Linked DNA regions of Homo sapiens: region 2 is linked to region 1. The links are chromatin contacts, found by Hi-C or POLR2A ChIA-PET in ENCODE. All regions are on one chromosome and are shown on one strand. Each heading gives the region's core, a stretch centred on a gene start or an enhancer-like site at or near the end of the contact. The rest is flanking DNA. Distances are from core to core; before and after follow the strand shown.

What was found. A loop is a pair of places that touch in the nucleus more often than their neighbours do. ChIA-PET counts read pairs that join two places held with the same protein, here RNA polymerase II (POLR2A). Pooled maps may share reads with other maps.
Region 2: a loop to region 1 is called in a map of CD8-positive, alpha-beta T cell, with 18 times the contacts of the local background. The contact joins the promoter of PPM1B-DT here to the promoter of SRSF7 in region 1. A Hi-C loop is called at or near these places in 2 of 168 maps with a recorded cell type or tissue (CD8-positive, alpha-beta T cell and naive thymus-derived CD4-positive, alpha-beta T cell) and 8 of 50 pooled maps. POLR2A ChIA-PET finds 5 or more read pairs at or near these places in 1 of 52 experiments (CD4-positive, alpha-beta T cell).

Annotation. Positions count from the first base shown.
Region 1 is chr2:38,749,985-38,753,389 of GRCh38, forward strand. SRSF7 (serine and arginine rich splicing factor 7) reads right to left here and starts at 1,377. Exons shown (of 8, transcript NM_001031684.3): 1 at 1,245-1,377; 2 at 30-210. The coding sequence starts at 1,272. RefSeq lists silencers at 462-651, 862-961 and an enhancer at 1,822-1,881.
Region 2 is chr2:44,167,470-44,170,523 of GRCh38, forward strand. PPM1B-DT (PPM1B divergent transcript) reads right to left here and starts at 1,323. Exons shown (of 2, transcript XR_940034.3): 1 at 1-1,323. It overlaps PPM1B (protein phosphatase, Mg2+/Mn2+ dependent 1B), which reads left to right and starts at 1,406. Exons shown (of 6, transcript NM_002706.6): 1 at 1,406-1,805. RefSeq lists silencers at 1,107-1,436, 1,757-1,966.

The DNA of each region.
Region 1 (3,405 bases), core at 127-2,626:
GAACAGAAGATTCATAACATCTTACTTACTTTCCATCCAGTCCTCGTACTGCATCTTCTGCATCTCTAGGATCTTCGAATTCCACAAAGGCAAATCCTGGAGGATTTCTCGCAATCCATACAGTTCTTAAAGGACCATAATAACTGAAAGCCCTTTCTAACTCTCCTTTGCCAGCGCCAGTTCCCAGGTTACCAACATACACCTTGGTTTCTGTTTAAAAACGCAAATAGAAGAATGCACGTTACGCAAAATCTGGCCCAAGTTTCAATTACTTATTTGCCTTAAAACGGGCCATCCTCAAGATTGGGTAAAGCACATTTAATGCCCTCTATCCAAGACAAAACTTAGTCGTAAAACTGGTGAAAGTCCGCAAATCCCTGAGAAACTAGACTTTTGACAAAATTCTTAACGTTCTAAATAATGCGGGGTGACCCTCCCGAACACAAGCAGAAACGCGTGGTAGGATACACCGAGGCGTGGGGCGGAACCTGGCCCGGCCCCACCCATGAGTCCCGGCAGCCCCGGGCGCACCGGGAGCGCGCGGGCCCGCAGCGGCAGCGGCGTCGGCGGCGGGAGGGCCTCGGTAGGGGCCGGGCCAGGAGAGCAGGGCTGCGCCGGCTCTCGTCCTCCGCGGCAAACGTCCCAGGCACAGGCTCGCCCAAGACTCCAGCTCCCCGCCCCAGAGCCATAAACCGCGCTGGAAATAACTAAAAAAAACCCAGCCGCCAGTCGCAGATTACGTCCCCATTCCCATTCCGCAATTTAACCGATTGTTTGACGAGAACATGCAGCTCACAGCTGCCAATTTCGTTCTATCTCAAACACAACCACGATCTTACAGCTGCGGCCAGATCTGTCCGCTGAAGTGGCGGGAAAGCGCTGAGGAAATGCGCCACCACGGTCCTCAATGTGCGCAAAATGGCAGCCGCCGCCGAGGGCGGGGGGGGAGGGGGGCCGGCGGGCAGCTCCGAGAAAGGCAACGCGAAAACCGTCATCTCAACCCTGCTTTAGGCTGGATTGGGCCACAAAAATGCCCAAGAGTACGGAACTCGGCAGAGATGTACACCCGCCATCCCGTCTCCCTTCAGCACCCCGCCTCCGCTGCCTCCGGCTTCGTCTGGCGTGCTCCTAAGCCGCCATTACGCACGCGGAATAACCGTCTCCCAACCTCCGCGACAACCCTACGGCCTCGCAGTGCTCACTACACCCACACCAACGTCCCTCACCGGACTCCAGCTTCTTACCTCCTCCGTACCGCCCGTAACGCGACATGATGACAGACCCGCGTGCTCGGCTCTTTAGCAAGCAGCGCCCAGGGCTCGAGTGACGCAAAAGCTGACACACACCTTCACCCGCCAAGAGTCCCGGCGGCACTACGAGGAAGAGCCCGGGTTCGCGTTTATATATGCGGCCGCTGCGCTTTGCGCATGCGTCATCTCGTTGTTCTGCGCGGCACAAAGGAGCTGGGCGGAAACAGCCAAGAAACGACGCGGAAGGAACTGAAGAGACTAACACGCGGGTCATGGGCGGAGGGATACGTTTCTATGGGAACGCCACGATCTCTCCAGTAAACCTGAGGCCTTCCCCATGCTGTCCCGCCCCCTCCTCTCCCCGTTTTCTACACCCTCCTTGTCTTCTTTCCCGTCTCCCTACCCTCTGCCTCCTTTCGTTTTTCCCCAGGCTAGGGACCCTCAGCCTTAACAATCTTAGTACGGATGCATTAGACCGGCCTATGAAAGGCTGTACAATTTAACCGCTGATGTTGCAGCCGTCGCGCCCTTCTGCTGGGGGACCTGGCCTAGTCAGCTACTCTGATCTTTGGGGCTCATCAGAGGTAATCGAAGGTTTGGCCATGGTGAAAAGTCCATGAACCCCGCCATTCTGAGTAGTGGTTTTTACACCATAGACCTTGACGCACCCTGGGACTGGTGGTAAAGCCTCCTGTCCTACACGCCCCCTCCAACTTCTTTTGAACCAGTCACCAGTTTGCACCACCACGGTCTGAGTTCTTGGAGTCTGAAAGACAAAGGAATAGAGCTGTGGGGTCCCGCTCCCCCCTCCCCCCTTTATATTGAAATTGTGACAAAACCCTGAATGTTTAAAGCATTTTGGCCAGTGACAATTTGGAAATTATTTGCATCTGAAGCTCAAAGTAACTGATTTGCTTTTCCTAATGCTTTCTGCTTTGTAACACGTGTGATCCACCAATACTCCGATCCTGAGGACTGGGACTCCTAAGTCATCTTTGTGTATCTCCACTCAGTGGAAATAGCAGCCTTGCTGCTCAGCCACTCAACAGTACCAAATAAATGCAAAACTTCTTTACATTAGAATTGCTCTAGACACCAACTACAAATAGAGAAAAAGTTCTTTTTTGCTAGAAACATAGACATTACATCGTAAATTCTTGGAATACACAAAAGTTGGAAATGTACATAAAAAAAGACATTTAGGTATTTGCATTTTTATCTTTTTCGTCTTTTGCAACTTCATTTGGTGAGTATAGGTGTGGAATGGAGAGTACAGGGAAAGCAGGCCTAGTTGGTGAATAAAGCATGGATTCTTTCCAGGTCATGCTATGATTTTATGCATATTTTTTACGTTGATTAAGTTATGGAGAGAATTAATCTCTCTCAGGAAGATCTCTAAGAAGAAAATAGAAGCTCTGTAGAGTATATGTGTTCTCCCTTAGTCTTGGTGATTTTTTTCTTAACAAGGTTCTTCTCAAAAGAAACAATAATTATAAAGATCTATAGGTTCTTCTCAAAAGAATTAAACAATAATTATAAAGACTATATAGGGGCCAGGCGCAGTGGCTCACGCCTGTAATGCCAGCACTTTGGGAGGCCGAGGCGGGCGGATTGCCTGAGCTCAGGAGTTTGAGACCAGCCTGGGCAACACAGTAAAACCCTGTCCCTACTAAAATACAAAAAATTAGCCTGGCGTGGTGGCGTGTGCCTGTAGTCCCAGCTACTCCGGAGGCTGAGGCAGGAGAACTGCTTGAACCCAGGAGGCGGAGGTTGCAGTGAGCTGAGATCGTGCCACTGCACTCCAGCCTGGGCGACAGAGCAAGACTCCATCTCAAAAAAAAAGATTATATGGTATCTGAAAGATAAAATATAAATTCTGTAAAGCCTCACTAAGTTGACTTTCTTCTGTTAAGAAGCTATGAAAATTACTGTTGAGGCCGCGCGCAGTGGCTCATGCCTGTAATCCCAGCACTTTGGGAGGCTGAAGCTGGCGGATCACCTGAGGTCAGGAGTTCGAGACCAGCCTGACCAACATGGAGGAACCCCGTCTCTACTAAAAATACAAAATTAGCTGGGCGTGGTGGCGCATGCCTGTAATCCCAGCTACTCGGGAGGCTGAGGCAGGAGAATCGCTTGAACCTGAGAGGTGGAGGTT
Region 2 (3,054 bases), core at 73-2,572, 5.4 Mb after region 1:
AGACCCTTTATGTCGTCACCAGCCCTTGTGCATGTTTCAATTGTAGTACCTATCATCTTGTACTGCGATTGCCTAATTTATTTTTGTATCTCCAGTTCTACATACAGTACCTGGCAAACAGTAGGCGCTCAATAACTGCGAAATGAACAAGTCCATGTCAAGAGACTAGGCTGGGAGTTTTAATATCAATGCCGACTGAGAAACAAAATACGGAAATGTCAAGGGCTGGTATAAAAATAATCTCTAATAGCACAAAATCCTCCTGAAGGGAACACCTGTCCCACTTTCTCACGTTGCTTTCCAGGTTCTTCCGACACCCCAATTTCCCGCCCACTCTTCTCCCTCCGGGGTACAGGTCAGGCAGGTATCCCAGCTCGGCGGCTCTGATAGGTCGGCGATGATTTCATTGTTAGGGAACATCCGGGCCTTTCCCCTCCCCGCAACACCTCCCCAGAGCCCGGCCTTCCCAGTTTCCCACTCTCGCCTGCGCCCCACCCGCGGCTGAAGCAAAACAACCGCCTCTCCCCTGCCCACTTCTTGTCCTCGTCTGAGTCGTCCCTTCCCGTCTCCACGCCGAAGAGAGGCGTTTAGATCCTCCAATGAGGGCCTAGGAGGACTTTCTTAGCCAATCAGTAGCCAAGCCCCTGCAATTCCGGGTGGGACCAGGCGTCCACACCTATAGCTGGACTGCTCGTTGGTCCCTTATGGCGCTTCTTTTACGCGAGGCTTAGAGGTCAAATACAAGGGGGCACGGTCCTCACAGAACGGAAAGGATCCGTACAGACTCTCCGGGTTTGACCGTTTTCTAGGACGAACCAATCGCTTTCCAGATACTTCCCCGCCTTTTGCGCGTTCATTTGAAAAAAGCCGGTGTGACGGACTTGGAAATTGGCTCAGTGACTGACCCGCAAGAAAGCCAGTGACTGGGGGTTCGGATCACGAGTTGGACCAATAAGAAAAGACAATCGCTGGGGCCGGGGCTTTGCTAGGAGGAGCGCAGGTGGGCGTTATTTGATTGACGGAGGGCTCTACTTATGGCTGGTAGCGGGGGCTGGTCCCTGACGTTCGGGAGGTAGGACCTAGCGGAGGCGGGGCCGAATAAAGTAAATGGTAATAAAGGGTTGGGTCTCACTTAGTGGGCGGTGTTTGATGGACAGCTGACCTTGCCTATTGAAAGTAGCCACTGATGCCCAATGGGAAATTAGAAACCCAGAGGCGGGGCCGGGTGGGCGGGGTAAACGAAGTACGGAGGTGCCGAGGGAGCAGCACGGGGAGGGGGAGCGGTGATTGACAAGACTCCCAGCAAACCGGGGGCCGTGAGAGGGCGCGCGGCATCCCAGTGGGTGGCAGCTGGAGGCGGGGCACCCTGAGGGGCGGGGAAGGACTAGGGTGCGGGGAGGGGGTTGCAAAAGGAGCCGAGCGGCTTCTGCTCAATGGCGGAAAAGCCGCCGGTGCTCTGACGGCCTCGTTCCCCTAGCAGTTGCGGGGGAGTTTCCTGCCGGCGCGGCTGGAGTCTCTGATTCTCAGGGTTCGGTGGTTGGAAGATGCTCCAGAGAGACGAGGCTGCGGCGGAGGAGGTGGCGGCGGCCGAATCGGCAACGGCGCTAGGGTGGAGAGAAGGCGGCATCGGCGGCGGCGGCGGCGTGAGGGGCCGGGCGGTGTAAACAGCCCCGGAGGCGGCGGTCGAGACCCCGAGGGGGAAGCGGCGGCTGAGTCAGGGTCGCGCCTCCGTTGGAAACTTGGGCTGAGTACCGCGGCGGGCGCGAGCGAGGCGCCCTAGACATCTTCTCCCTCCCTTGCCTCAGGTAAGGCCGCCCGGCACCCCGCCGGAGGGGAAGCGGCTGACCGGCCGCGCCGCCGAGGCCCCGGGCCCTGGGCAGGTTTTCGCGGTGCTGCCGAGCCGCGGCCGGGGCCTCTGTCCTTCCGAATCCTCGCTGCTTTCCCTGCTGCCGCGGAGCCTAGGCAGGGGAACGCCGGGCCTGGCTCTCGGGTATAGGCCCCTTCCCCGGCCGCCGCCTCCGCTGGGCTGAGGTCTGGGAGAGGCGCAGGGAGAGAATGGGAGTTTGCTGGAACGCCTGGAAGCTGACTGATTCTCTCTTCCCTCCGCTTCAGTCTGCAAGCATCTCTTTCACACGAAAGCACTGGGGCTACCCCAAGCCTTGGCGCTTCTCTTCCTGGTGCATGCCCTGTTTGAAAACACTATCTTTTACCATTCGTTTCCTCATCAGCTTCTGCCCTACTCTGCGCTCCACTTCACTTCCTTGTTAAATCGTCTTTCTCTGCTGTCTATGCGTTCTACCCTCGCCTTCCCTCCTTAGTGGCTTTAAATTGTGTGTTTCTCTTTTCTTCGTACCCCGGCATCTCTTGCCTGTCTTCCCTAGCACCATCCTTTTCGGATGTCATTCCTAACAGTGAAGTTCTTAATTGAAACTGCCACTTATTGTCAGTACCCCAAATCTACCGGAGCCCCATTAAGAGTATAGACTGACTAGCCATATGTGGTAAATCAGTTTTTCATAGTTTAAGCCTAACAACCTTGAAAAAATTGTATTATTAAACGTAAAGTGTGAAAATAACACCGAAAATAATTTTTTAAATGAAGGACTCAGTGAGTGTTGGAAATAGTTATTTCTTCATTTTTTAAACTTGCATGACCTCTCATATCAGATTTAGCAGATCTGGGACGTTTGCCCATCTTATTCGGCAAAAAAAGTGCTTCTTAGGCGTTTGATAGCAGCCCAAATTCATCAATATTCAATTTCTTCTAAGAACAACTTGAAAACTTTTTTAAAAAGAGACGTTAATAACTGGGAAGTTGTTTTGATAGTCACAGTTAAAGAGCTTTTAAAATAGGCTCCACATGTTTAATGTATCAAAATAAAGTTGGCAGGCATGTTGTAAAAGGATTATTTAGGAATTTGAGTAGTCTTAGTGTTATGTAGCTATTTTAGGAAAAACATTCTTTTTCTGTTAACAAACGTTTACAACTACGGTGATGTGAGAATTACTGAGGCTTACTGTGGGATTAACACAGGAACTGTCTTTATTTGAGCT